Linked DNA regions of Mus musculus: region 1 is linked to region 2. Evidence: chromatin loops called from intact Hi-C (ENCODE). Cell type or tissue: gastrocnemius. All regions are shown on one strand. Each heading gives the region's core, and the rest is flanking DNA. Links, peaks and the distances in the headings are about the cores only.

Evidence for each region. Hi-C counts contacts between places; a loop is a spot of excess contacts. Peaks named below come from ENCODE experiments on the same cell type or tissue, not always from the same donor. Only the 100,000 strongest peaks of a DNase experiment are listed, where the experiment ranks them.
Region 1: a loop joins it to region 2, with 7 times the contacts of the local background. A loop is called at or near these places in 29 of 42 quality-filtered maps.

The regions. Positions count from the first base shown.
Region 1 is chr5:107,914,650-107,930,562 of GRCm38, forward strand. Dipk1a (divergent protein kinase domain 1A) reads right to left here. Exons shown (of 5, transcript NM_026062.4): 2 at 9,936-10,070. Among named protein-coding and RNA genes, the nearest start is that of Gm26387, 15 kb to the left of the region's middle. In gastrocnemius, for the core only: a CTCF peak has its summit at 6,919 (motif pointing right); DNase peaks (open chromatin) are centred at 6,956 and 10,129; H3K4me3 peaks cover 587 bases; H3K27ac peaks cover 1,947 bases.
Region 2 is chr5:107,998,585-108,014,497 of GRCm38, forward strand. Gm42150 (a long non-coding RNA gene) reads right to left here and starts at 4,220. Exons shown (of 3, transcript XR_880537.1): 1 at 4,139-4,220. In gastrocnemius, for the core only: a CTCF peak has its summit at 6,736 (motif pointing left); a DNase peak (open chromatin) is centred at 6,714; H3K4me3 peaks cover 595 bases; H3K27ac peaks cover 1,577 bases.

The sequences.
Region 1 (15,913 bases), core at 3,191-11,190, 83 kb before region 2:
GATGATTGATTGATTGATTGATTCTTTCTGATGAGAGGAACTCAGGCTTTGCATTTACACAGACCTGGATTTTAACCCAAGCTCTGTTATTTTCTTGCTCTGTGAAAAGCGTGCTTTGCTTCTGGGGTATACACAGAATTTTGGAAGCATTCTTCTCCACTTAACATGGTCTGAGACAGTACGGTTATTACTCCTTCCAAAAGAAAAGTACTATATTTTTAAAAATGGTTCTGAATTTTAATTAAATTTAAAAGTTTAAAGTAACAAAATAACATTACCTTGGTCATTTTGTCATCCTTGAAGTCATATAAAAACAAGAAAAAAATGAGAAAAGAAACATCCACTCTATGTTTGATAAAATTACGTTCAAATCTAGGTGTGGTAGTATGTGCCTCTATTCCTAGCACTCATGTGTCTAAGGCAGGAGGATCTTGAGTCTGATGACAGTCTTAGGCTACAACAAGGCCCTGCCTCAAAACAAACAAAAGTATATTAATGGACAAGAAATGAGTATGATCTACTACTACTACTATAATAATAATAATAATAATAATAATAATAATAATAATAATAATAGTCATCTACATAATTCAAAGATTATGTCAGAGCCCAGAAATAGTTGAGATTAAATTCCCACTGAGACATCAGACTAAGTCGGCAAGGCACCAAGTAGAAGGTGCAGCTCAGAAACAAAACCATTGAAAGGTTTAAGGGACACAGCTGTGGGAATTTCCCAGAATTCTGTTTGGCTTCATCAATGCAGGGCTGAACAGCAAAATCCTTAAACTGTTACTTTGTTGGGGACAGACAGTGGGTGGCTTGGAGTGGGAGGGGCTGTGATCAGCAGCCTGCAGGGGTCCCCAGGACAGCCAATCTGCCGCCCTGCCTCAGTTCTCTCTCCTTCTCATACACAATGCACATAGGCACACGCACATCAACTTCACTTCTAGCTTGGTTTACTGCCTGACTGTTTATGAAAGGAATATGAGAAGCAAATATCAAATAAAGACAATATCCCGGGAACTGCTGGGAAGAAGCAGAACAGAAAGAGTGCTGTGAATTCAAAGGCTTTCCTGACATCCCTTAAAAAAGACTGCAAAGCATCAGAAACAACGAAAAACAGAGGAAATGTAAAACAAGCTAATGGAACTTAGAAAGAAAAGGGACAAAAACCTAGAAATAAAAAGCCACATTATGGGGACTGGCGAGATGGCTCAGTGTTTAAGAGTATTTGCTGTTCCTATAGAGGAGCTGGGTTCAGTTCCCAGGACCCACGGGGTGGCTCACAGCCGTAAATAAACTGCAATTGTGGGGACCTGACATCCTCTCTAGCTTCCACTGAAGGCTCATGGTATTCAAACAAGCAGGCACACATACCTATTTTTTTTTAAAGGTACTGTGGGAGAAAGGATAAACAAGGGTAAAAATACAGGAAGACCTAAGATACTATATTGAAAAAAACTGAGAAAAATAGGGACTGAAAAAAATTAAAAAGAATTTGAGATAAATCTGTAGATGATATGAAAGACCAAAGATGTAGAGCATGCTGGCTGTGGTGGCACACGCCTTTAATCCCAATACTCGGGAGGCAGGGGCAGGTGGATCTCTGTGAGTTTGAGGCCAGCCTGGGCTAAAGAGTGAGTTCCAGAACAGTCAGGGCTACACAGAAAACCCTGTCTCATTAAAAAAAAAAAAAAAAAAAAAAAAAAAAGGGTGCACAGCAGTCCACATGTTAGAGCTTGCAACTGGACCGACCCACCCCCCCAACGGCTCGTGCACTGAAAGCCCTGGTCTCCAGCTGGGAGGTGGCGTCAGTGTCAGAAAGTAGAGCTGAGCTGTAACAGGGGCCGCTGGGTAGAACCTGTGAAGGATCTTCTGCTCTCTACCCTTCCTTCTCTTCAGCCTTTGCTTCCTGGCATCTGTGGAGCCTCCTTCACCACAGGCTCCGGCCACCGTAATATTCTGCCTGTGTCAGACGTACAGCAGTGGATCTAGCTAGGCACGAAGCCCGTGGCACGAGCCACATGAACTTTTCTTCCTGAAAGCTGTTTTTTTCTGGGTATACTGTTACCCACCCTGACAGAGAGCTGTCAAGAACAGTGGAAAAGAAAAAATATTTCAACATAGATTTTTTTGGTTTTGTTTTGTTTGTTTTTGTTTTTTCGAGACAGAGTTTCTCTGTATAGCCCTGGCTGTCCTGGAACTCACTCTGTAGACCAGGCTGGCCTTGAACTCAGAAATCTGCCTGCCTCTGCCTCCCAAGTGCTGGGTTTAAAGGCGTGTGCCACCACTGCCCTGCTCAACATAGATTTTAAAAGCTTCACTTTAACCTGCAGACAGGAAGGGTATATATCCTAAGGAGGGCCGATGTGAATGACTCTTGTGACAGGTGCCTTGAAGTTACTGGACTGTGGGTATGGATGTATATGAATGGTGGGCAGCTGGGGAGCAGGTCTGGGGTGAGAACACCCTTGGCACTGACTTGGGAACTGCTGATGCAGTACTGCCGTGCCTGTGTGTCCTCAGTGTGATAGGCACTGCCCTAGGGCTGCAATCATCTATTGTCTTGACAATTCTGTCACAGAACCTAATTACTGCCACTTCCACTGTAAACCTAAGGAAACACAAGTGTAAGTTAAAAAGCCAGGATCCCAACCGCTCCTGTACATACATGTACATACATGTTCCAGGCTCCTGACACCTGCTCTCACTACTAACAGCACTCGGTGCAGTTTCCTGTGAAGATAAGGATGGTCCTGAGGAGGGCTGAGAGCCCTTCCCTCATGCAGAGTAAAGTGCTACTACCTGGAGAAGCGCCTTTAGCTGCCAATAGCAAAAGGTTTTGAGACAAGCCTTGGACTATGCCCTGCTTTCTCCTTTAGCTCTGGCTGTAACTAGAGATGTAGAGTTCCATCTTCATACAAGGAGTAAGGCAATCTGGTCCCTACCGTATGTCTGGGAGGCCATGAGGGTGCAGTGATGCTCAATGCCTTCCCTTTGTGAGATTTCTTAGGAAATGCAGGCATCTGCATGGTGCATCTGCTTGGCAAAGGTGGTGGGAGCCCTGAGCTTCACACTGGAGTGCAGCCTCCTACAGGGACTGTCCAGTGAGGGATTTAAACCATGCAGACCACATATTCTCTGACCAAGAATCAATAAATAGATTGGAAGGAAAACAAATGTCATTGAAGTTCCACAGCTCAAATATAGACCAACGCCCCCCACCTCCTCAAAAAAAGATGAAAATAAAATTTACTGAAAGTCTATGTAGGAAGAAAAGGAGGCTGGGCATTCAGAGTGAGCATTCATTAGAGTGGTCTGAGCTACAAGATGACCTCTGGACCAGCCTGGGCTAGAATGAGACTCCATTTTTAAAGAGGAGGAGAAGGAAGAAGAGGAGGAGGAGGGAGGAACAGGAAGAATCTAAAAGGAAATTTTAAAGTAAACTAGAAAATGAAAATACAAAATATTTAGAATGCAACAACAATTAAAACTTGTAGGATACAGGTGCCACATCTCTCAGAGGGGAATTTATAGCTCTAAATGCAAGGCTGAAAAGAATAAGAAAGCACACGGAGCACTACATAGGCTCAAACTTAAAGCTTAAACTAAGTAAAAACAAAACCTCAGCACTAATGACAGTACAGTCAATTCCTCAAGATAGAGAGGCATGGGAGCAAAGAAGTCAGCAATGAAATATCCAAAGATCCTTCCTCATAATCTTAACAAAAAGGAGCCCTTAGGAAGACTGAAAGCAAAACAAAGCACTAACAGGCAGCCACTGGGCAGTGACTGTGAAAAACACAAATGACTTTATGGCAATATATTTAAATGAGCAATTTTCTAGAAAAGTACAAATAACAACAATAATGCCTGAAGAAGCAGCCAGGCTGAACAAGGTTAACAGATCATTAAAAAAAATGTCCCAGATAGGATGTCACCCTGTAATCCAGGCTGGGCTGGAACTCGGGACCTAGGCTTGCATATGTGGAAATCTTCCTGAGTTGGCCTCCCAAGTGCTAGCATTATAGGGACGACTTACCTGGATACTCGAGAATACTTTATATAATTAAATCAGAACTGAGAGAAAAAAAAGGAACTGCTGAAGAAGGAAGCATGAAGAGGTACTGAGCAGAACGAAGTAGCACAAAGCATGACACATGTGTGCAGACGCTATAACGAAACCCATGCCACCTGTCCACGAAGACTCGTATCTTTGAACACTGGGCCCTCAGTTGGTGGAACTGTTTGGGAAATATTAGGAGGTATGGCCTTGTGGAAGGAGGTGTGTCACTCGGGGTGCATTTTGGCAGCTCAAAAGCCCATGACATTGCCAGTTAGCTCTCTGCTCCTGCTCCTGTTCTTGCACCATGCCTGCCTTCCAATATGATGGTCATGGACTCACCCTCTGAAATGTAAGCTCCAATAAACTCTTCTATAAATTGTCTTGGTCAGCCGGGCAGGGTGGCACACGCCTTTAATCCTAACACTCAGGAGGCAGAGCAGGTAGATTTCTGAGTTCTAGGCCAGCCTGGTCTACAAAGTGAGTTCCAGGACAGCCAGGGCTATACAGAGAAACCCTGTCTCGAAAAACAAAACTTTAAAAAAAAAATTTCGGGCTGGAGAGATGGCTCAGGGGTTAAGAACACTGACTGCTCTTCCGAAGGTCCTGAGTTCAAATCCCAGCAACCACATGGTGGTTCACAACCATCTGTAACAAGATCTGACACCCTCTTCTGGAGTGTCTAAAGACAGCTACAGTGTACTTACTTACATATAATAAATAAATAAATCTTTTTAAAAATTGTCTTGGTCATGTGATAAGCGTGTCTGATCATAGCAATAAAAAAGTAACCAAGAAACTACCATAAAGCTGGGTAGTGGTGACACACACCTTTATTTTTTAATTAGATATCTTCTTTATTCACATTTCAAATGTTATCCCCTTTCCTGGTTTCCCCTCCAAAAACTCACTGTCCTCTCCTCCCTCCCCCTGCTCACAAACCCACCCACTCCCACTTCCTGGCCCTGGCATTCCCCTTCACTGGGGCATAGAGCCTTCACAGGACCAAGGGCAAGGGTCTGTCCTCCCACTGATGACTGACTAGGCCATCCTCTGCAGCTGGAGCCATGAGTCCCACCATGTGTACTCTTCAGTTGGTGGTTTAGTCCCTGGGAGCTCTGGGGATACTGGTTAGTTCATATTGTTCCTCCTATGGGGCTGCAAACTCCTTCAGCTCCTTGGGTACTTTCTCAAGTTCCTTCATTGGGGAGCTTGTGTTCAGTCCAATGGTTGGCTGAGATCATCCACCTCTGTATTTGTCAGGCACTGGTAGAGCCTCTCAGGAGACAGCTTTTTTTTTTCCATTTTTTTCATTTTATTTATTTTATATATGTGAGTACACTGTTGCTGTCTTCAGACACACCAAGGGCATCAGATCCCATTACAGATGGTTGTGAGCCACCATGTGTCATTGCTGGGAATTGAACTCAGGTCCTCTGGTAGAGCAGTCACTGCTCTTAACCACTGAGCCATCTCTCCAGCCTGGAATACATACACCTTTAATCTCAGCACTCGGGATGCAGAGGCAGGTAGATCTCTGTGAGTTCAAGGCCAGCCTGTTCTACAGAGTGAGTTCCAGTACAGACAGCTAGAGCTACACAGTGAAACTGTCTTGAAAAACCAAATAAAGGAAGGAAGGAAGGAAGGAAGGAAGGAAGGAAGGAAGGAAGGAAGGTGGGTGGTGTTGGGATACCCTAAGAAGTTAAAAAGCCGAAAACTAACTTTCTCTCTCTCTCTCTCTCTCTCTCTCTCTCTCTCTCTCTCTCTCTCACACACACACACACACACACACACACATCTACCTTAACCAATAGTGAGGTGTTTTCATAATATGTATGAGGATTCATTCCAACACTACATAACCAACAAAAACTAAATCAGTATCCAAACATCTTTTGCTCCAAAGAAAGTAGGTCTAGGCGATTCTCTATATGCTGCATGGAGTTTTGTTTGCAGGCATGGAAAACGGAGCCTAGGCCCAGTCAGCTTCCAGAGCCTGTGCAGAATCAGTCCAGCTAGGCTGACAAGCTGAGCTGGAGCTAGCAGAACAGGTTTAAGGCTGACTAACCCAGGGCTTTTGTGCAATGGCTGACAGATCATCAAACACAGAGGAAGGCACCTGCCAAACTGACAAGCTGAGGGAGTCTTCCCTAAGTGTAGCATATTCTGTCAGAAGAGCTGGGGCCTCCTTCAACTGACCTGACTTCAGCTTCTGAATCCCACCACCACTTCACTGTTTAAACTAGAGATTTGGAAACAGCCTCTCTGCAACACTTTGCTTTCCACTCGAGCGATCATTGCACACCGAGCTGGTACTCTCCCTCTCTTCTTTCCTCCTATCCCCCAGTCCAGCATCATTTGCAGCCTGGCTATACTGATAGGTGATTTAGAGGCACAGACTGTCTTGGGCATCTCTGAAGTTCCCCTGCCCTTGTACCATACAGAACAGTACACAGTATTGAAAGTTTCTTTTTATTTTCTTAGTAAAGTCTCTTATTAGTAAATCAGTAAGCAGCGACTAGTCTGGTATTCAGCTGTGAGAATCAGATTTCTTGTTGTGAGCAAAGGCCTCAAGCTAATCTTGCGTCACAGGGGTGGTCACAAAGAATAGCTCTGGCTTTCTATCCCAAATTAAAGGCAAATTTCCCAAACATTTGTGTGAAAAGAGCAGTTGGCTTCATAAAGCTATAGCCACCCTAAGTAATGTCTATAAAAATGTTCAGCTGTATATCAAAATAGTCAATAATGATACTAAGTAACTTTTAAATAATTAAAAGCCCAAGATTTACTACTATTGTAATAAACAGCATTTAGCTTTGATTGCACATACCTCATTGTACCAGAAGAGGGCACTGTTTACCCTTATTTTTACAAAACACACTCCTATTGAAGGAATCCTGCCCTAAACTACAAACTGGACCACAAGAGGGCAATAACCACAAACATATGTGTAAACTTTGGCTTCTAAATATTTTCAAAAATCCATGCTCTAAAAGTGTACTTAAGATATCATTTTCAGACAGCTGGTTTTCCTTAACAAGACTTAAAAAACCAAGCACAGAGATACATACACACAGACACTGACACAGACAAACTGACAGACACACAGACATAAGACACAGGCACATGCATACACACAGACACACCTACACACACTCACATACAAGGCACTCAGACACACACACACATACGTATACACACATATAGACACACACAAAACCATACAGGCCTGCCCCCACACACATGTACACACAGACACATATGCATTCAGACAAGCACACACATATATACACAGACACTCCACCTTCCACAGATACACACAAAGACATCCACACAGACACACAGACACCCACACACATATACACACAGAGAGATAAAGCTAGCCACAAGGCACACACACAGACACCCACCAACAGACACACGCAGACACATAAAGATGTACAGAGACAGGCACACACAAAGACATACACTGACAGAGACACACACATACAGAGACACACACTGACAGACAGACACAGGCAGAGTTGGGTTTTTCACAATTCCTGGAAACTTTTGAGTCTTCAGTCATCATTTTCTCCCTCTTCTCTCTCAGGCATTACCAGTCTTCACCATGTTCTGCGCTCTGTCTTAAGCTTTTCCAGTGTTTCCTCTATTGACTTCTTCCTCACACATTAAAGAAGCCCAAGCAAGGCACAGCTAAATGGAATACTGTCATGCATTACTGTCTAACCAAGAACATAGCTCCTAATGGCTTCAATTTAGTAGGTCTTAAGTTGATTGTTTTAAGTAACAAACCATTATCCTTGGAAACTGAATCTCAAAGGAGACTGTGATTAAATTAGGGTTCCTGAAATCTTTTAGTGCTTCAGGTTAAAGGGTTCCTTTTGTTGTTGTTGTTGGTGGTGGTGGTGGTTTTTCGAGACAGTGTTTCTCTCTGTATAGCCCTGGCTGTCCTGGAACTCACTCTGTAGACCAGGCTGGCCTTGAACTCAGAAATCTGCCTGCCTCTGCCTCCCAAGGGTTATGCTTCTTTAACACTCACACCAGCCCTCTAAAATGTGGCGGAGGCACTCCTCAGAGAAGTGCAGACTCCCCCCACAGAGGAGTCAGTCAGAGGACTCCGATGGAACTTTGTGGTCCTCAGATGTGCACAGAAGAGAAGCACCTCTCCTACTCCAGTTAATGAAACAGGCCATGTCTGGGAGATCCCACCTACAGAGTCCAATTATGTAAGATTTCTACATAGTTGGGCATCAAACAGGATTGGCTGCAATTACTTAGTAATTAGGAAATCATGGCTATAGCAAGCAATCATATCGCAGTAGAAGGGGAAGTATATGGAAATGGCATTAGTCACCATTCTGCAGAAGCTCAGGAGCTTGCACAGCTACTGAGAAGGTGGCTGACCTCAAACCTGAGGAACTTTTACTTCAGCACCCACACCACAACAGATGTAACCCCTCACACAGAATAGAGAGTGTAAAAGACAGCAGATAGTCAGAGAAGAAACCAGCATGGCCATGACAGTGATGACCACTCACCTCTAACTCCTAACAAAGCGGAAACGATGCTCTAGGGCGCTTCTCCAGCTGTCTCTCAGGAACAGCTTACAATACTACAGTGACAGTATGAGGCTGTTTGCCTCAGACCAAACAAGATCGAGTCAAGGACATTTGAACCTACTCTATACCCAGCTGACATGTCCGAGGACCATCACAGTTAGTGCCCAAGCGTATTGGCTAAAGTCAGCATCATAAAAGCTAAGGGGCAAGTAGGGCAAAAACATTTTTCTTGCCTGTAAACTAGAACTAAATCAAAGCCCTGTTATGAAAAGGTGACCGCAGCCTAGGACTTTGTCTCTAGCCTGGTGTTCTTGACAGTGAACCAACGTGACATGGTAATCAGGAAGATCCTGACTCTCAGTAACTGTATTAATGTACAACACTTCAATATATGTACTGCGGTGAAAGTAGTAAGATCTCAGGGTTGAGCATGAGAGGTAGTTCAGCAAGAAAGGATGCTTGCTGCACCCAAAGTGCTTTCAGGCTACCTGAGTGTCGTTCTCCAAATCCACATCAGGCAGCTAAGGACTACCTGTAACTCCAGCTCTAGGAAACCTGATGCGCTATTCTGGTCTCAGCAGGAGCGCCACTCACACGCGTGTGCACACACGCACGCGCACACACTTTAAATGTTTTGCATAGAGATGGGTGTAGTTTGGAGGTAAGCACCTGCTTGAACGCTTGAGGTCCTTGGTTTGAACTAGCGTCCCATAAAAACAAACAAACAAATTCAAAAATAAATATATGGTCCTGAAATAAGTGTTTTGATATATGTTGAAAGATAGTAGTAGAAAATAAGGAGTTGACTTAATTAAGAAACTCAAGGATTTAAAATAAGTGTTCTACAACACTCACAGCCAGTAAATATGGCTATTACTCTTGCACTGATAAGGTAATTTTTATAAAATATACTGAATTACTCAGAGAGAAAATAAGTGATAAATATATACCCTTTAGATAAAGTTTAGTGTTTGATATGACTCTTTATTAAAAAAATATATATTCTAGAAAATCTATAATAACATACTTATGCCCTAAACATTTTTAAAATCTGATATATAATAAACCAAATTTCAAATATATTTGAAAATAAAAACCATTTCATAGTGAGATTGCTTCCACACTGATTTACCTGTACTACATATTTAGATTTCTGAGTACTGAATTTACTAAAAAGCTAGGACGTTCAGCACAACTGTAATATCAAATTGCCTTTACTGTTGAAGACATTTAATAATTAGGCCATTTATCATAACTATAGTCTGTTATAGGACATTTTTTAAAAAAACTAAAATATTTAAAATACTTACTATGATTTTCTTACAGTCCTTCCCTCTGCATAGCTCTGTATAGGTTGAATACTGCACATATATGATCCAGCTTCCGACAAAAACCACCAGCCAGGAAAAGAAAAGATACTTCACCCGCATGTAGGACAACCGAGCCTGCAAGCAAAGGTCACATGACAGTCAGTCAGCAGCAAGCTGGCACTCACCGCACTGGAACGGGCGTTCTCCTTGCTTGGAGAAGCACAATGTATAATCCAAGCTTTTATATGGCAGCTCTAGAACAAAGTGCATTGTCAAGAAGCCCAGACAACATGGGTCTTAGGAAAGTAAGGGAAACAAATACCCTTTCAGGATGTACGTTCGGCATCTCCAATGCCATTCAGGCCACTTACTCAATAAAGCACAACACCACTTCTAGACCAGGCGAGCAGACAAAACACTGTTTCAAGTGAGAATTTTAAAGGTCTTTATGAATAATCATAGTAATACTTAATATTTTAGCCAGGCAGTGCTGGCACACTCCTTTAACCCCAGCACTTGGGAGGCAGAGACAGGTGGATCTCTGTGAGTTCAAGGCCAGCCTGGTCTACAGAGCAAGTTCTTTTTTTTTTTTTTTCCCGAGACAGGGTTTCTCTGTGTAGCCCTGCCTGTCCTGGAACTCACTCTGTAGACCAGGCCTGCCTCAAACTCAGAAATTCGCCTGTCTCTGCCTCCCAAGTGTTGGGATTAAAGGCATGTGCCACCATGCCCGGCTCAGAGCAAGTTCTTAACACTAACCCTGAGTCCCAAATAGCCAGTACTACATAGGAAAACCCTGCCTGATCTGGTGTGTGTGTGTGTGTATGTGTGTGTGTGTGTACACAAGTCTGTAAAAATAAGATTTATCCAGGTATGTTGGTAGAAACCTGTATTCCAGCACTTGGGAGGTAGAGGTAGGAGAATCAGAGGTTCAAGGTCATTGTTAGTTATACTGAGTTGCCAGACAAGGCTATATAAGATCCTGTCTCAAAGAAGAAAAGCAAAGCAAAACAACAACAAAAAGAAAAACAAAAAGAAAGAAAAGCAAAAATTATTCCTTGCACGCCAATGGGCAAAGCTACACAACAGGCTCCCCTTTGCAATGTTTTGTGTGCGCTGCTCTGATATCTGATCTCAGCTGTTGATGCCTTTCTACATCAGCCATAGATCAAGCCATTCAATATTCAAACGTGGCGGTTGGTCAACACAGCCTGATAGTTACTTTTTGGATCTAGAGTTCCAGTGGTTCGATTTAATAAACAGTAGAACTGAGGTCTACAGATAGAACTGAGCAGAATAAATTAAGGATGCACACACACAATGAAAAGCTAGTTTTGCTTTTATATTCCCAAGCCAGTTTCTCACACTTGGAAACAGTAGAATACTGTGAGCAGGATGAGCTTGCAGAGAAAGCAGAAAGAGACTAAAGAGCCATGGTGCACGAGCAGGAGACAGCAAGCTCAAAGGGAAAACACACCCAACTCAGCAAGCACAAAGGGAAATGGTTCTATCTGCAGTTCAGACATCTGTCCTCAAGGGGTTTCACAGATGGTGAATCCCAGTACAAATAATTCAGGCCTTTGAGGGGTTTGTTTGTTTGTTTGTTTGTTTGTTTGTTTTTGTTTTTTGTTTTTTGTTTTGTTTTGTTTTTTCGAGACAGGATTTCTCTGTATAGCCCTGGCTGTCTTGGAACTTACTCTGTAGACCAGGCTGGCCTTGAACTCAGAAATCCGCCTGTCTCTGCCTCCCAAGTGCTGGGATGAAAGGCGGGCACCACCATGCCCGGCTGAGTCCTTTGAGTTTTATTACTAATTGTAAAAGCACTTTTAATGCAAAACATTTTTATATAGCACTAAGTGAATTCACACACACACACACACACACACACACACACACACACACACCACAAAATTAAATCACATGCAACACAATGGACCCAAGAGGCCTGTCTAAAAATCATTTGAGATTACTGGACCTAAGAAGTGTGATCATCAGCTATAAACTGACACGTGCTAGCATTCTGAGCCTCCACTAAGATTAAAGCCTGCAAAGCATGCTGTGCACCAAGCAGACACACACACACACAAAGTCCCCGTGCAAGAAGAGATCAACAATGCTGCCATTGGCTACAGCCGAAAAGGAAGGAAGCTCTGGATCGGATCAAACCTCTAGCTGCAACCACCCGTTCACAGGAAATGGTGGAGACAGCCGGTAGCACTGGCAACCTTGAAGCAAAGGACAGTTTGTGGCAAACTCCAGACTGTGGGAAACATGCAATACAAAGAGACCATTTCTTCAACAATTAAGTCACAAGGGTTAAGTCTAGACAAGGAGAAACTTAAGATTGGAAAATATTTATGAAACACAAGACAAAACCAACGAACAACAAGGAAACCAAAATGTATGCTAACACAGAGTGGGAAGCTATCAGTGCCCCAACCCGGAGGTAGAACTATAGGCAACTAAGCAACGATGAGCAGGGTAGACAGCCTTCTCAGAGTCACATCAAAGGGTTACCCAACACCACACAGTCAACCCTGAAATCAGTTACATAAATGAACCTTATACGGACTGAGCAGGTAGGTTGTAGTTGTATATTTAGGAATATATTATATATGTATGTACAATTTAAGAAAAAGAAGCCATGAATTCGAGGTGTGTGAGTGTGGTCTGGAGAAAGGAAAGGGAAGAAGAAAATGGTATCATTTTAATTTCAAGAAAAACTAAGAAAATGAAGTTTGAAAGTTTGGAAGTCAGCACTTGGGGCACAGAGGCTGACCTTCTTGAGCTCTAGACCAGTCAGGGCTACAAAGTGAGACCATCTCAAAACAAAACAGAATGAAACAAAGGGAAAATGGTATTGGTGACACAAGTCAAAAGTTTTTTTTTTCTGTGTGTGTATGTGTGTGTGGAGAGGTGTGTATTCAAGTGCCACAGGACAAGTGTGGTGGACAATTTGTGGGAATTAATTCTGTACAACCAACATGTGGCACCAGAGGTTGAATTCAGGTCCCCAGTTTGACGGTGCTAAGTCATCACATCCACACGCCTCTCTCCTCTCTCCTCTCTGTCTCTCCCATCTCTCTCCTCTCTTCTCCCTCCCTCCCTCCCTCCCTCCCTCCCTCCCTCCCTCCCTCCCTCCCTCCCTCCCTCCCTCCTTCCTTCCATCAGGTCCTTCCTCCATTCTAATTTTTTGAGTGCTGGGGACCAGACCCAAGGTTCTGTGCAAGCACGTGTCCCCGGAACTAATCCCTAAGCCTCACAAAGTACCACTAATACTTGGGAGACAATTGATAATTTGAAGTGCTGAGGATCACGCAGGAGGAATAATAAATGGTTTTAGAACTCATGGAAAGAATTTGGCTCACCGGTTAGCACAGCCAGGACGGTGTCTCTCAGTTGAGGCATGGTTCTGAGGACATCATGTTGTTGTGCAGTTCTGCTCTGCTTGCTGCCCTCACATCCCTCTTAATCTAAGAATTATGTGAAAACTCTAGGGGGCTTCCAGCCCCTCACTGGGCAGTATCTCTGGCACTCACAGTACTAATCCTTGATCTCTCTCAGGCATTGCTGCTGGAGCAGATTATTATCATTGCACTAGAGAAGAACTTAGAGACCTATTGTGAGCAATGACCACCAGCCTTAAAAAACTTTTGGAAAAAGAATGTTAGTGAAGCTGGGCTGAGATGCTTTTACTACTGGCTTTGATGTAGAACATCTTGGGGAACAATTTGAAGTTCAGAAAGGAACTCTGTTATTAGTTACGCGAGGAGCTTTTACGTTCAGGGACAAGAACAATGGCAGCACTAGCTCACGTGACTCTCTCTGAGGCTGAACTGGTGATGATAAATTTCTTATATCCATTTTTTTTGTTTTTGTTTTTTTGTTTCTTTTGTTTTTGTTTTTTGAGACAGGGTTTCTCTGTATAGCCCTGGCTGTCCTGGAACTCACTCTGTAGACCAGGCTGGCATCAAACTCAGAAATCCACCTGCCTCTGCCTCCCGAGTGCTGGGATTAAAGGCATGCACCACCACGCCTGGCTGATTTTTAAAAAAAAAAATATTTACTTATTTATTTTATGTATGAGTACACTGGAGCTATCTTCAGACAAATCTGAAGAAGGCATCAGATCCCATTATAGATGGTTGTGAACCACCATGTGGTTGCTGGGAACTGAACTCAGGGTCTCTGGAAGAGTAGTCAGAATTCTTTTTTTTTTTTTTTTTTTTTTTTTTTTTAGAATTATTTATTTATCCAGAAGACGGAGTCAGATCTCGTTAAGGATGGTTGTGAGCCTCCATGTGGTTGCTGGGTTTTGAACTCCGGACCCACTGAGCCACCTCACCAGCCCAGTAATCAGCATTCTTAACTGCTCAGACATCGCTCCCAGCCCTTTTATAACTATTTTTGTTCTCAACTTCTTGATATGACTTAATAAAAATTGCTGATATGCAGATGTGCATTCTGAGAATTTAAAATAGATATGACTGATTTAGAGTTTAGATTTGTACTTAAGATTATTATACGATTATTTTAAAAGATAGATAGTAAAATAATAAAATAATTAATCCTTTCTTTGTAACCACAAATTTCTACCTGCCAGTAAGAGAAATTGGCTGAGAGAACTCTCTTGCTTGCTCACACTTTGTTAATTTATAACAAGTTGCTTAGTTATGAATGTACGTGGATTCTTGAGAACAACTTGTTTTCTTTACCTGTACTGCATAATGTTATTTCATATAAAGCTATTGGGGAACACACTGTTTTTCTTTTTTTTCTTTTTTTTTTTTTCCATTTTTTATTAGGTATTTAACTCATTTACATTTCCAATGCTATACCAAAAGTCCCCCATATCCACCCACCCCCACTCCCCTGCCCACCCACTCCCCCTTTTTGGCCCTGGTATTCCCCTGTACTGGGGCATATAAAGTTTGCAAGTCCAATGGGCCTCTCTTTCCAGTGATGGCCGACTAGGCCATCTTTTGATATATATGCAGCTAGAGTCAAGAGCTCCGGGGTACTGGTTAGCTCATAATATTGTTCCACCTATAGGGTTGCAGATCCCTTTAGCTCCTTGGTTACTTTCTCTAGCTCCTCCATTGGGAGCCCTATGATCCATCCATTAGCTGACTGTGAGCATCCACTTCTGTGTTTGCTGGGCCCCGGCATAGTCTCACAAGAGACAGCTACATCTGCGTCCTTTCAATAAAATCTTGCTAGTGTATGCAATGGTGTCAGCGTTTGGATGCTGATTATGGGGTGGATCCCTGGCTATGGCAGCCTACAGCAAACCAGTAGCCAACATCAAAGTAAATGGAGAGAAGCTGGAAGCAATCCCACTAAAATCAGGGACTAGACAAGGCTGCCCACTTTCTCCCTACCTTTTCAACATAGTACTTGAAGTATTAGCCAGAGCAATTCGACAACAAAAGGAGATCAAGGGGATACAAATTGGAAAAGAGGAAGTCAAAATATCACTTTTTGCAGATGATATGATAGTATATATAAGTGACCCTAAAAATTCTACCAGAGAACTCCTAAACCTGATAAACAGCTTCGGTGAAGTAGCTGGATATAAAATAAACTCAAACAAGTCAATGGCCTTTCTCTATACAAAGAATAAACAGGCTGAGAAAGAAATTAGGGAAACAACACCCTTCTCAATAGTCACAAATAATATAAAATATCTTGGCGTGACTCTAACTAAGGAGGTGAAAGATCTGTATGATAAAAACTTCAAATCTCTGAAGAAAGAAATTAAAGAAGATCTCAGAAGATGGAAAGATCTCCCATGCTCATGGATTGGCAGGATCAACATTGTAAAAATGGCTATCTTGCCAAAAGCAATCTACAGATTCAATGCAATCCCCATCAAAATTCCAACTCAATTCTTCAACGAATTGGAAGGAGCAATTTGCAAATTTGTCTGGAATAACAAAAAACCTAGGATAGCAAAAAGTCTTCTCAAGGATAAAAGAACT
Region 2 (15,913 bases), core at 2,582-10,581:
AGTCTTCCACTAGCAGCCTTTGAATGAAGATGTAGAACTCTCAGCTCTTCCTGCGCCATGCCTGCCTGGATACTGCCATGCTCCCACCTTGATGATAATGGACTTAACCTCTGAACCTGTAAGCCAGCCCCAATTAAATGTTGTTTTTATAAGACTTGCCTTGGTCATGGTGTCTGTTCACAGCAGTAAAACCCTAACTAAGACAATTCCATTTGTTTGGTCTTTTGAAACAATGTCTTAGGCTGAATCCCAGGCTGGCCTGGGACTTACTGGGTAGACCAATGCTGTCAAACTTTCAGTAATCCCCCTGCCTCTGCAATGTTGGGATTACAGGTGGGAATCATCACGCCTATCTCAAAAACTTAACATTATCTGATAGGTAAATTACATTCTATTCCTGCTTTACCTGCAAGAATTGATAGCAAAAGCGGGAACATTTGTTTACAAGGAAATATTCCTTTACCATTGGATTCATGAATAAAGATTGATGCATCCCATCTTTCCCTCCTAACCCTTTCCCTGCTGTAAACTCTGACAGCTCTGGTCAACCAACAGTGTCCCTGAGGTGCCCTGTGGTGAGGAATCTTCCCCCCACCCCCCAAGATTTATTATTTCATGTATGAGTGTTCTATCTGCATATACACCTGCATGCCAGCATAGGGGATTATATCACATTATAGATAGTTGTGAGTCACCATGTGGGTGTTGGGAATTGAACTCAGGACCTCTGGAAGCCAGTACTTTTAACCAAAATAGAATCAGTGCAGAAGCATCTCTCTAGCCCAAGGGTTCTTTAAATGAATGTGGATCCCATTACCTCAGCTTGGAGCCCAGCTCTAGAGGTTCTGACTAAGTAACCTTAGATAAGTTACACGATTTCTAGTTTTTGCTTCTCTAAACTAGTGTGATATTTAAATCCCAGGTTGTATCTGAGAGTGTCTGGGGATTAATTTTAGTAGAGAAGCACTTCCTGGCACGCACAAATTCTGGATTCCATTTCTATCATATATATAGTGTCTCACATACTACAGATATTCTACCAGCTGTCCTGAGGATGAGACGTTGTTCTCATAAGTTTTTGATCACAGAACAGTTTGCACCTGAGATTGTCCTGTCATGATACACAATTTGACTTGTGGTTTTTGGGTGCTGGGGAAATAATCATGGTCTTATAAATGTTATTACACAGCATTTATGTTTATTAAACATAAATGTTTCATCCCTGACTTTAAAAAAAAAAGTCACCTGGATGTAATGATTCACACTTGTACTTCCAGCCCTTGGGAGGCTGAGGTGGGAGGATTGCTGCAAGTTAATGGCTGGCCTGGGCTATAATGTAACACCTGGCAGAGAGAGAGAGAGAGAGAGAGAGAGAGAGAGAGAGAGAGAGAGAGAGAGAGAGAGAGAGAGAGAGAGAGAGAGAGAGAGAACATTGCTATGTAGAGCTGTGATCTTAGCACTTGGGAGAGAAACAGGAGAATATCATGCTACTGCTACATCTATTTGATATGCATAATTAATGTGTTAAATTAATAGAACAAAACCTTTAAAAGTTAAACTAGGGATGGTAAGATGGCCCACCTAGGAAAAGCATTCACCAAGCAAGCTTGATGGCATGAGTTCAATCCCTGGAGTCTACATTAAAATGGAAGGAGAGTCGTGACTTCCAAAAGTTGTTTTTCTTCATCTATACACACATATATATATACACACAGGCATGTTATTAATAGAGGGAGAGGGAGGGGAAGGGAGACAGAGGGGGAGGAGAAGGAGAAGAGGAGAGGAAGGAGGAGGAGGAGAGAAGAAGAAGAGGAAGAGGAAGAAGAAATGAAGATATTTGGCAAAGGGAAAAGTTAAAAGGTAGGAAAGATAATGAGGCATGGATAGAAAGAGAAAATTATAGGAACATGCGAAGGGAAAGGGGCCCTTGACCCCAGAGTGTGGCTGAAGCTTCCTTTTAGCAGCTGAATTCTCCCACACAGTTAACAATGGCTTAAGGCCTTCCTCCCTTTCCAGTTGTAAACCTGCCATTTTCTAGAAATCTCACTTAAAACTCCTTTTACCGCTTCTGCAGTCCCGAGGGCTCCTGGCTAAAAACCGTGACATTGTACAATATCGATAGTTCACCATGCTGGGCTGGGACTCTCCCTTGCGGAGTCACATTTGGGTATGTCGTGCTTTCTGCAGCTTTTCTTTAAGAAGACCATGTCCTCGCCCTTAGGTGTGCTTTTATTTTTTTTCAGGGCTGTCTTTCTTTCTAACTTTAATAAAATCCCAGGTCTGTGTCACACTCACTAGTCCTGAAATTCTTTTCTAAGTTCCAGAACAATCAAGGGAGCGCCTCTGGATGCTAAGGATAACAGAGTGGAGCTGTGCCTTATTCCCTCAGTGCTAACAGTAATACCTAGGGTTAAGAACATATCATCTTGGACTGGAAAGATGCCTCAATGGTTAAAAGTGCTTGCTGTCAAGCCTGATTGATAGGTTCCTGTTTAAAAAAAAAAAAAAAAAAAAAAAAAGACTACACTTTCCAGCGTCCCTTGCGGCCGGAAGGGCGGGACTATGGAAGGAAATGTAATGCAGTAAATTTTACTCCCTTATAAAGGTCGCTGTTTCTCCTCTCCCGCGCCCTTTTAAGCATTCTCTCCTCCACGTGTATGGTATTTGATATATGGCTCAGTTTCCCGTAGTGAGATTTATGCTCCCTCGGTGTGTAGTCAATAAACATGTTTCCGTCTGCGTAAGGCCAGACGTGCTTCTCTTTTTCTGCCTTTGCATCTCTTGAAGATGCATCAGAATCAGGTGGTAGAGGTACACACCTTTAATACTAGCACTTGGAAGGCAGAGGTAAGCATATTTTTTCTACGTTCGGGGCAGCCTGATCTACAGAGTGAATTAATTACACGACAGCCTGAGCTACACAGTGAAACCCTGTCTTAAAAAAAGAAAGAGAGCCGGGCGTTGGTGGCGCTCGCCTTTAATCCCAGCACTCGGGAGGCAGAGGCAGGCGGATTTCTGAGTTCGAGGCCAGCCTGGTCTACAAAGTGAGTTCCAGGACAGCCAGAACTACACAGAGAAACCCTGTTTTGAAAAACCAAAAAAAAAAAAAAAAAAAAAAAAAAAAAAAAAAAAAAAAAACAAGAAGAAGAAGAAAAGGGGAAAAAAAAAAAGCATCAGAAATCTAACACACATGTTCTGAGGATTCAGTCCTTGGGATCTACATGGTAGGAGAGAACTGATTCTCACAAGCTGCACAAGCTGTCCTATGCTCTGAGCTCCACATGCACACGGTGGCACATGGTACCGCACATAATAAATACAATATAATCTTTAATATAGTATACTAATACCTAAGTATCTAAAATTTACTTCTAAACTTCTGAATAGGCACAACTGTGACTCATTTTTTCAGGGAAGACCAAATCTATTACAAGACTTCGGTGTCCAGAAAAAAATGAAGCAAGAATCGGGATCTGGGAAAGGGCAGCAGGTGTTGTGTGTGGCTGAGGAGGTGATGAGAAGCTCCTGAGGCTGTCCCCTAAGAGGCAAAAAAATGAATGAAGAAGATAGGGCTTCAATCAGCGCCAAGCCTGCCCCCCCTGCCCCCCTCCCCCGCGCACGCGCACTTGTGAGGCAGCGCTCACTCCTTCACAGTCCTGTGGAGCCTGCTGTAGGAGTCAAAGCACACCCTCCCAAACTGAAGAAACTTATGGACAAGAAGTTATCATTGAAGTTAAACGGAGGCAGACACGTACAAGGAATGCCACAGGGCTTTGATCCCTTTATGAACCTTGTGATTGATGAGCGTGTGGAGATTGCAAATGGTAGGCAACAGAATAACATCGGAACGGTGGTCAGGTGGGGAAATGGCATCATCATGTCAGAAGCCTTGGAAAGAGTAGACACTGTCCAGCAATGGCGTCCACATCCCTCCCCAAAGGGCCTGTTTGATTGTGCTGTAGAATTGGGTCATGTACATTTTCATATGAAACTTTTTGCAAAATAAACTTTTGTGCTACTTAAAAAAAGAAGAAGAAGGTAGGGTTTCAAACAGAAAGAGAGGAGGTGCAGACAGACTAAGGAGCTACTGAGCACAGTTGGAATTTAGAAGTCTAGCCCAGGATTTTGTAATACTCACCAAAATGCAAGAAGCCCTAGAATCCATCCCCTGCATCACGTAAAATGGGTGTGGCAGCATACAATACCAGCACTTGAGAGGTGGAGGGGGGAGGAATCCGTCAGTCATCCAGGGCCACACAAAACCCCGTCCCAAGCAGTCATTTAACCAGCCTGTGTCTTGGCTGACACTGACCCTGAGTCCTGTAGCTGTCCTGGCAGGAGTAAAGACACTCTAGAGAGATGTGTGCCCCTCCCTTTGGCTATCAGACTACTGAAACAATGGACCCCAAGAAGTTGGAATTTCCCCAGGAATCTCATGCTGGGAAAAGGAAAAGGCTGGAGCCTGGTGCCAGGCAGGGGTGGACTGGAGCTGAGACACTGGTGATGGTTGGAACAGAACCTTGACCAGCCTGCGCAGTTATGCGCACCCCTTCCTCACCTCAGGACCCTGAAGAAGGATTCCTCTTCCCAATGTGGCCATATGGAATAAACATCCTCTTTCTGTTTTTGGTATTACTCTTTTCTGTAATTAGCCATTGAAACTAATTGGCCATAGGACTGCTAGGGTTTATATAGTCGTTGATTCTAACATCTCCTCTGATAACAATTGCCTTTCAGATTGTCAGGATTTTGCGGCAAGCCTGCTGCCAGCTGAGCCAGGTTATCTACCCCTACTTCCAGACCTTTGCCTGGGTGTCTTTAAGGCAATCAGCTGATGAAGGACCTGATATTCCCAACACTGTTATGCAATGAACAGATGAGGTGAGCAAACTGTAACTGTTATATGATATATATTTTTGTTTTGTTTTTTTCGAGACAGGGTTTCTCTGTATAGCCCTGGCTGTCCTGGAACTCACTTTGTAGACCAGGCTGGCCTCAAACTCAGAAATCCGCCTGCCTCTGCCTCCCAAATGCTGGGATCAAAGGCATGCGCCACCATGCCCAGCGATGTTTTATTTTTGAGTCATGGTTTCATGGAGCCTATTCTGGCACTGAAACCTGAACAGTAATAGAGAATGTGTCAAATGCCCATAAATATCCCACTTTAAGCTGTAACACCAACATTTTCAAGGCTGACATAGGGGGATCATGAGTTTGAGGATAGCCTGGGCTACATGGCAAGAGCTTGCATCAAAACAAAATCCTTACTTTAAGTTACGTGGTATAGAAAGCACTGCTTGCTTTTGATGTTTTTATAAGACAGCTGGGGAGAAACTGCCTGTCTCTCAAGGCACCAAATGAAATATTAAGCCGGGACTAACATCAACATAAGATCAAAATCTACACCATTACAGGAAAGTTAGTAGGAGGTGTCAGAACATCTTCCTGCTTTGGGATATTTGCTTACTCAGTTTGACAGAGATGAAGAAGAGGTAGGATGTGAGGCCCAATACCTCTGAGATCACTGAGCAAGCGCGTCTTCAGGCAGAGGGCTGGCTTCCACCCCTGGAATATCTTTGTCTTGTCATAACATTCATCCATATCGATCTTACCATGTGAGTTTCTCATGTTAACAGAGGTGCCTGAGACACTGAACCAAACATTTGGTTCATTTCATCGACGACGTAAAGCGGCACACGTAACTAGGGTAAGCGTGCCTACTTCGTACTTTTTCTTCACCTGCGGGAAGTTCTTTTTGACCAGTGGACTAAAGACCATCCTGGGTTTTGGATAGCTTTCTGCAATGTTGCCCAGTGAGAATAGAACTGTATCAGCGATCTAACTTGGATGTGTCCTGACAGACAAAAAAGAAGCTGTGCGCGTGTGCAGAATTTAAACGAAGAGCAGAAACTCTGAAGAAACGGAAGCTGGAGACTTTGCGGAAATGTTCGTGAGTATAGAGGCACCTCCAGGATGTGAGAGTATTTGTCTCCTATAAGATGAATCTTCGAAGGGCTGGGAGGATGGCCCATTTCTCTTGGTGCAGCACTCCCTGTGCAGGCATGATGGCATGAGCTTGTTTCCCAGCATCCACATGAAAAGGCTGGGCTCAACAGCATATTGCTGTAACCCTAGAGCTGGGGAGGTAGAAACAGGAGGATCCTTGGGGCTTACTGGCCAACTAGTGTAGTGGAACTAGGGATCTCCAGGTTCAGAGAGAGAACAATGCCAGTGGAAGGATCCACGCTGGTAAAGGAGCTTCCTGCACAAGTCTGGAAACCTGAGCCTGATCTCGGGGCCCATATCCATGGAACCAGCTCCACAAAGTCGTTCTCTGACCTACACATGCGCTTTCTGGCACACTCACTGCCACACCCACAACAAATAAATAAAAGAGAGAGAGTAACTGAGGACATTACATACCAGCCTCTGACCTATATACAGTGTGTGTGTGCGTGTGTGTGTGTGTGTGTGTGTGTGTGTGTGCGCACCACACATCTTAGAAGCTGAGATGTTCTGAATAATCAATGGTCAAGATTACCCCTTTGATGATTCTCAGAGTTCTTTCTCAGTGACTTGCACATCTAATTGCCCATGAGCTTACTGCAGCCGTCCCTTTAACAAACCTTATCTCACTGACACTGTTAAATGCCATCCTGACCTTGAGCCTTCAAGGTCATCTGACTTGTGCCCTCTGTTCAGAACCATGCTCACCAGGAAAAGACTGCCACCATGTGGCAGGTAGGTACTGTTGCCCCCTTTACTAAGTAATCTATAATTTAAGAGATTTTTTTTTTTTTAATTTATCTTTGCTATCTTTAGTTACACATGTGTGTATGTGGGAATGTGCACGGGAGAGGTGCCCTTAGAGGTATCAGATGACTCAGGAGCTGGTGTTAAAGAGGGTTGTAAGTCTCTTTAACTGACATGGGTGCTGTGAGCTGAACTCAGGTTCTCTGGAAGAACAATAGCAAATGCTCTTAACCACTGGACCATCTCCCCAGCCCCAGTAATTTGTAACTTGATAACTTGTCCTCATTATAATCAAAAGTTATTCTGTCTAATCTGTAATTTTTGCCCTCCCCACATCTGCCAGGTATGTTACTGGTAGAATTGCTAATCTTATTTACTAATATGAGATAGCAAACCATACTGTTACGTATTATGGAACTTACTTTCTTTTATAAAGGATCTCATGTAGCCCAGGGCGGCTTTGTACTTTTTATGAAACTAGGGGTGGCTTTGAACTCCTAATCTTTCTGCCTCCAAACCTTAAATACTGACATTGCAGGTTTGTGCCACCATATACCCCGTGTCCTAGTTTCATTTCTGTTGCTCTGATAAATACAGCACATTTGTGCTTGGAGCGTGTGGAGCTCAGAAGAGAGCATCAGATCCCCCAGAACTAGAGATCAGAAGGCTACAAACCATCCCGTGGGTGCTGGGAACTGAATTCAGGTCCTCTACAAGAGCATCAAGTGCTCTTAACTGCTGAGTCCTCTCTCCAGCCCAGGGTTCACTGATCTTAATGTGCATTTCCTGCCCCAGATAGTGGAGGCAGAATAGTGCCATTCAAGGAAATCTATTCACAGTTCAGGCCCCCTGCTCTTGGAAAGTAAGATGACAAAAATGAGGTGAGAAAGCAGGATCTTGACATCTTGGGATAGCATCCTCCTCTGCCGTGAGACCAACCAAGGAGAGCAGAAGAGCTGCATCCTCACAGGGCATTCAGGAACCCTCTGCTCAGATCAGACCTGAGAGCCAAAGCACCCAAACCGGTTTTGTCATCAACTGAACTTCTTTACTATGAGGATGTGGCTTGGTTGGTAAAGTGTTTGCCTCGCATTCATGAAGCCCTGGGCTTAATTCCCAGCAACACATAAAAGTAGGCATGGTGGCACACACCTGAAATTCCAGCTCTTGGGAGGTGGAGACACTCTTGTGAATCAAAAGTTCAAAGCGGTGAGTTTGAAGCCAGCCTGGGCTATGTGCGATGCTTCCTAAACAAAACGAGACTTCTTTTTGTTTGTTTGGATTTTTGTTTGTTTCTGTCTTAGTCAGGTTTTTTCTCTTGCTGCAAAGACACACCATGAGCCAGAAGAAAACTGGGGAGGGAAGGTTTTATTCAACTGACACTTCCACACTGCTGTTCATCACCAAAGGAAGTCAGACAGGAACTTACACAGGGCAGGAACCTGGAGGCAGGGGCTAATACAGAGACTATGGAAGGGTGCTGCTTACAGGATTGCTTCCCCTGGCTTGCTCAGCATGCCTTTTTATAGAACCCAGGACTACCAGCCCAGGGATGGCACCACCCACAATGGGCCCTCCCACTCTTGATCACTAATTGAGAAAATGCCTTACAGCTGGATCTCATGGAGGCATTTCCTCAATTGAAGCTCCTTTCTCTGTGATAACTCCAGCTTGTGTCAAGTTGACACACAAAACCAGCCAGTACAGTTTCTGAGACAGGATCACTGTGTAGTCCTGACTGGCTTGGAACTCACTATATAGACTAAGCCAGCCTCAAACTCTTGGCGATCTTCCTGCCTCCGTTTTCTGAGTTCTGAGATTATGGACACAAGCCACCTTGTCCTGCCTTTAGCACACATGTTTTCTTTTTTTGTTGTTGTTGTTATTTGTTGTTTTGAGGTAGGGTCTTACTATGTAGTCCAAGCTGGTCTGGAACCATCTACATAGACCATGGGAGATAGAGATCCACCTGACTCTGCCTTGAAAATCCTGAGATTAAAGACATGTACCACCATACCTGGCCCAAAATACCTTAGTGCAGGTCTTTGTGCCTGTGTAGTTTTGACAGGCCCTTCTTTTATTTTTCTGACTACTACTCATACCCAACATGTCCAAAAAGTCTTCCTTAGTGCACCCATTTGCCTACAGCGCTTGTGTCAGTTCTTCTAACCTGCCATACTTTCTCTCTGCTTTACTTGTTTGGCCTTCACCAAGGTCTTCCTTCTCTTCCTTTGTTGCTGTTCTCATTGCTCCTCTGTTTGTTTGTTTGTTTGTTTGTTTAACTTAGGGTGATTTTGATTCTGTGAACCTCCAGCCTCAGCCTCCAGAGTGCTAGAATTTTAAGTAATCCATTGTTCAATGACAGGTGGGCCTATCTTGCCTTCCTAATTGGATTCACAGAAGCAATCTCTTAGACTCACAGTAGGGCATAGGAATCTACAAACACATATGGGATAGGAATTAACTCATGGGCATAGAGCTTAGGAGGCACTAAGTCCTTGGAATGATTAAACCAAGGAATGGGTCGATGTGATGTGGCTGACTGTATGTGAGAAACAAGGCTTTGCTCAAGTGTGGCAAGGATGCATTAGTAGGAAAGGCAAGGAGATTCCATGGGTATACATCTCTCTTCTTAACTGTCTAGTGTTACATGTCTTGATCCTACGAGTCACACTCTCTTTCCAACACCACCATTAATATTGCTTAATAAAGAAGCAAGCTCTTCAAGCAAACAAGCTACAGGGTGGGAAAGCAAACTCCATTTGGATTGATATGATCAAGCAATCTTTCCTGACTTGAGTCTTGTGGTGACTTGAATGAGAATGTTCTACGTAGGCTCTAGCATTTGAAGGCTTGGTTCTCAGTTGTTGGTGATGACTGGAGAGGTCTAGGAAGGAAGGCCTTGCTGGAGGAAGTACTTCACAGGGTATGAGCTTTGAGCTGTCAAGGTCTCAAGTCATTCCATTAGATCTCTCCCACTTTTGCTTGAAGTTTACAACGTGAGCTCTTTGCTCGCTGCTCCAGCTGCCATACCTGCCTGCTGATGCACTTCCCAGCCTTAGCTCTTTGGAGCCACAAGACCAAATAAACTCTTCCTTCTATAAGTTGCCTTGGTGTAGGCTTATATTTTTCAAAACCTACTTTAGTAAGAGTTTTTAAACACTTTAACCTTCCTTCTAAGCCACTACCCACCAGAGGTAGGGGAAAGGAGAGGTTAGTAGGGCAAATGGGGATGTGGCCCTGTTTAGACATAGTTCTTTGGGACAATCCCAATCTTTGTTGTTAGGACATCAGCAGTTCAGTTCACACAAATCAGCGAGGGCATTCAATCCAGTAGAAACAGCAAGGCTCTGCCAATCAACTGAAGTCTGCAAAAGTATTGAGAAGCTGCTGAAATATTATAAGAAGTTCTTTGGTGTATTTCTCTCTACAAAGTCACACAAAGTTCTGACAAATAATGATCAGCGAAAAAGGAAAAGGGAGCCAATGCCACAGCATCAGCCACTGTCTGATGGGTTATACTTAAACCCTTTCTAACATCACACGTTCTCTCAAGTGTCTACTCCAACAAAACACCACATGCCCTTTTTCCAGGCAGCTTCCAGAAAAACACATGTCTGTTCTGAGCACAGCATCATCCCATGTCTCTGCTTCAGCAAAGCATCTTCTCATAAGACAATCTCCAGAAAAACATCACATAACACAACTGAGTCTCCAAAGAAACCAGAAATTTCCACTTCACCTTGGTCATGGTATTTTGTCACATCAACTGAAAAGTAGCTAATGCCATTGTCTAGGACCAAGACAAGGACAAATATTTCCGTGAGCTGTGTCCAAAACCCTTGATGTGGCTTTAAACCAACCTTAATAGCACAGACTTAAATTAGGTACTCTGTCCTCTGCCAACATCTGGAAAAAGCCAGTTTTAACCCCTTCCTTAACTGCAAGATATTCTTCTTAGAGAGTTATATGCCATTGGTTAAAATCAAGTCAGGTAGAATGAAAGTCTAAGACAATGTAAAATCTATGTCATTCTATGATGCAATTTGAGTAAACCCAGATTTTGTACAATTTTCCATGAACATTTTGCACAATGTTCTATGATTCTACTTTGGCAGCCATTTCTTGTAGACCAGGAAAAAGGGGCAGTGATTTTTGTGGAAGGAAGAAGATACATACTGACTTAGCTATCCTATGCCTCAGACACTCTAGAAGGATCAGTACTTAAATATTAACAAAACTTAGCTTAGTCACTCTAGATCCTGCAATTGGAATAAAATAGGAGTTGAGTTTGGCAGTACATGCCTGTAACCCCAACATTTGGGATGTAGAGGCAGGAGAATAAGTGTAGTGAGAACTTTGGTTTCTTTAAAACAAAAACAAAACAGAAATGTTATGTGAATATGTTTTTGTTTTAATCCCAGATGTGGAATGTGGAGCTGCTTCAGACTGTCCACAGCAGCTAACTATTATTTGTCTTGTGCTCTGGCAGGAACATGATTTTGTCAGCCAAAGATAGTCTACAGTTGGAATTCTGGAGACTCTTGAGGAAGTATAGAAATGCCAGCGCCCCAAGAGGCACTGGTGACTGCTGCTCCCCTGCTGCCTGCTGCTTTTTGAGAATTGCTGTTTGAGGATTGCTCAATTGCTGGCTGGTTGCTGGGTTGCTGGTGGCTGGTTGGAGATATCCTGAGAACGAAGATTGGACCTGCCCCCAAGGAACTGGATGCCCCTAATAAGCAGGAAGTATCCTAACAAGATTAATATCCCCTTCCCCCTCTAACCTTTTTCTCCTACCTAGTGTTGAGGGGTTGGAAGGGATGGGGGTGAAGGTAGTCATGCGGTAGAAGAAAAACAACCCAATAAGGTAGCTAAAAGTTCAGTTACAGATAAGAATTTCAAGTCACCCCCTACTTCATATTTAGTTCAAGGACAACCTGGGCTGCATGGGAGCCCCTGTGTCAAACAAACAAACAAATAAACAGCACTATTTTTTGTTGTTGTTTTAACTAAGTAATCAGGATTTCTTTCCTTTTTTATTTTAGTTTTTGTTTTGTTTTGTTTTGTTTTGTATAGTTCTGGCTGTCCTGGAACTCCCTTTGTAGGTCAGGCTGGCCTCAAACTCACAAAGATCTACCTGTCTCTACCTCTTGAGTGCTGAGATTAAAGGGGCATGTGCAACCACTGCCTAGCTTGTTTTTATTTTATTTTATTTTATTTTATAGTCAAAATGTGGTCTAGAACTCTTAAAAGCCATCCCCTCAAATTCCAAAATAGTTTTTCTGTTTTTCTTTCCTTCTTCTCTTGTGTGTATATTCATGAAGGGTTAGGGTTTTTGGAATGTGTGTATGTGCCTTTTGTTGTTTTGAGTAGACATTGTGGTTTGTTGTGTTTATGTGATCTTGAATTTATGACTCTCCTGCCTCCATCTGCTGTTGTCCGAACTTCATACTGGGTTCTAAAAGAAGGCTTTTGTTTGGTTGGGTGGTTTGCTTTGGTTTTCAGCAGATTTGACATTTATTTTTTAAGTGATAGTGATAGTGTGTGTGAGATGATGTGTGATGATGATGATGTGTGTATGAGGATAATGATGGATGATGGTGTGTTTATGTGTGATAATGATGGGGTGTGTGTGCACGTTTGTGTTTGTGTATACACAAGTGCTATGGTATGTATTTGGAGGACAGAGGACAACTTTCAGGAGTTGGTTCTCTTCTTTTATTTTTTTATTTTTAAAGATTTATTTATTTATTATATGTAAATACACTGTAGCTGTTTTCAGACACCCCGGAAGAGGGCATCAGATCTCATTATGGGTGGTTGTGAGCCACCATGTGGTTGCTGGGATTTGAACTCGGGACCTCTGGAAGAGTAGTCAGTGCTCTTAACCACTGAGCCATCTCTCCAGCCCCCTTTCTTATATTCTTGACCCGGAGGATGGAACGCAGGTTGTCAGGCTTGAGGAGTCAACACTTTATGGGATGAATCATTTCTCTGACCCAGAGTTGATGTTTACCAGGAATTGCATGCCTTAGGTTGTTTTGCCTTTTAGGAGCTTGGGGAGAGATGTTCTTTGCTATTTGTTCTTGGGCTTTTTGTTTGTTTATGTTTTTTGAAACAAGGTTTCTCTGTGTATCCCTGGGTGTCCTAGAACTTGCTCTGTAGACCAGGCTGGTCTCAAACTCAGAAATCCACCTGCCTTTGCCCCCTGCCTGTGCTGGGATTAAAAGCATGCCAGGTTTTGGGTTGTTGTTGTTGTTCTTGCCATTGTTCTTGTTTGATTGCTTGGGGTTTTTTTTTTTTTTTTGTTTAGTTTTTTTGTTGGTTGGTATAATGGAACCCAGGACTTCATACATGCTAGGCAAGTGCTCTACTACTGAGCTGCATACATCCCAGCCCTTTTTACTTAAAGACAGGGTGTTACTAAATCGACCAGGATGGCCTTTAACTCTTGATCCTCTTGCCTCAAAGTTAACTGCAGTTGTAGACTCAAGCCACTCATCCCAGTTTAAAATAGGTTTGTGTCTCAGTGAATTAGTTTCCTCAGACAATTTTAATTCTTCTTACTATTTATAAGTTTGGGAATTGATTAATATTCATGGGTTTTTTTTTTCTCTTTTTTTTTTTTTCTATCCAAGTCCCTTTCTCAAAAAGAAAAATTAGGCCATGACAGCTTGCCAAAGGGAAAAAGAAAAGGGTTCTGCATAACCATCCTGGCTAAGATCTGACTGAAGGTCTCAGTGGTGTTGAGTAACCTCAGAGATACTGCCTCTCTTATGATTCTGTCTAGAGATGGAGACATTGGAGACCCACCAGTTGCCAGGAACTTCAGTTACTAGATGCCTTATCAACCAAGGGAATCCCATTTCTCTTCCTGTTGAGATATTAAGCAGAGCTGCAGACATCCACAAAAAAGAAAAAGAAAAAAAAAAAAAACCCACACCACCTCTCCCATCTCTACGTAGGATAGATAGATAGAAAGAAAGAAAGAAAGAAAGAAAGAAAGAAAGAAAGAAAGAAAAACCTATCTACTGTGCCAAGTGCTATGCTGTGTGTCTTATGAATCAGGTCTCAAATGATCCTCACAATGACTTCATTGTCCAGATTTGACAATGGGGAAAACTGAGGGTCAATGGAGCTAGGAAATAACTAAAAACACTGGGAAACGGATTAGTTGGTCATTTATGTGGGTGGAGAATGAGAGCCAGGAAACTGTCTGTTTCCCCCACAACAATCCCTTATATAGTGCCTTATATGTAGTGCCTGCTGGTTCACAATTTTGTAAAGCATGTGAACATCCCTTTAGCATCTCTCTGGCATTCATCTTACCTCCTTCATAGCCCCATTCAGTCTTGCTACTCTCATTCTCCCTCCCCATATTCTATCCAACTTGGTCAATATTGAGCGCCTTGTTCCTAGTAACCATTTGACCACATCTCTGGTTCAGACTGGCTCTCAATTCTGCAATTTGCTTCCTACTCTTTGGCTTCTAGACCTATCAAGAAGTGCATTCACCTTCACTATCCATTGACCACTCTGTAGAATTGAACCATGCTTCCTGCACGAAACGTCTGACCCGGGTGTCACAGTGAAGTCAGGTAAGCAAATGAGAGCTAGAAAAGTGTGTTGCAGAAGCAGAACATGAGCTTTGAATGATGGCTTACACCATAAAGCCAGCACTCAGAAGGCTGAGGCAAGGGGGTTGCGGAAAGTTCAAAGTCAGCCTGGGCTACATGGTGAGTTCTAGACCAGCTTATAGTACAGGATGCCCAGTGACAGAGCCATTCAGGAAGGGGACGGCAAGCAAGTAAGTTACCTGGAGATGGCCCACCATTTTACACGACTGGGATGGATGTGCTCTGAGAGGCAAGGTCCCTAGAGACTTCATCTCAGGATTGCTTCTCAAAACTGAGACTGGACAGTTTATTGTAGGTGCAAGGACAGAAATAAATCACTGACTGGTTTATATAAGACTTCAAAATAGGGCTGGAGAGATGGCTCAGTGGTTAAGAGCACCGACTGTAATGGGATCTGATGCCCTCTTCTGGTGTGTTTGAAGAGAGCAATGGTGTTCTCATATACATACATAAATAAATCTTTTTTTAAAGGGACTTCAAAATAATAAGACACAAGACAGATGACTTGTCTCTTGACAAAACCATGCTAATTTATGGTATTAAAACTATTGGTTTGCTGGGCACAGTGGCACACGCCTTTAATCCCAGCACTCAGGAGGCAGAGGCAGATGAATTTCTGAGTTCGAGGCCAGCCTGGTCTACAGAGTGAGTTCCAGGACAGCCAGGGTTATACAGAGAAACCCTGTCTCGAAGAAAAGTAAAAAAAAAACAAACAAACAAACAAAAAAAACAAAAAAACAAAAAAACAAAAAAACTATTGGTTTAAACTTATAATGAACTTGTAGAGCTAGAAAATAGATAAGGAATGTTCGGTCAGGTACTAGTCTCAATGGAAAGACATGTAAACAATTCTACTATAATTCCTTAAAGCTTACCGACCTATGACATTAAATATTACCTTAAACTTACTGTGAACTTATGGAATGCAAAAGTGCTTAGAAAACCATGTAATCAATTTTCCTGAGAAGGTATAAAAACTAGGACCAGCCGGGCGTGGTGGCGCACGCCTTTAATCCCAGCACTCGGGAGGCAGAGGCAGGCGGATTTCTGAGTTCGAGGCCAGCTTGGTCTACAGAGTGAGTTCCAGGACAGCCAGGGCTACACAGAGAAACCCTGTCTCGAAAAACCAAAAAAAAAAAAAAAAAAAAACTAGGACCAATAAAGTGGTAGTGTGACCCTTTTCTGCTTCACCCAGTGTGTGTGTGTGTGTGTGTGTGTGTGTGTGTGTGTGTGTGTGTCTGTGCTTGTTCCTTTCTTTTCCTTTCTCCCTGGCTCACAAAGAGTTAATGAATTCAGAGGCTCTCACCTGGCCAGCAAGAGCCCCAGAATCAAAAAGAGTTCAAGTAACCGAGTTTCTTTTCTTAATCCCCTGCTGCTATCAGCAGGAGTTAATAGCCAGAGCCATCAGCTTTTGGCCCTATAACAGCAAGAGAGAGTTAACCAAAAGTCATTAGCATTTCAACCCCTCCCAAAAAACACCATATGGTGGCTCACAACCATCCATAATAAGATCTGGTGCTCTC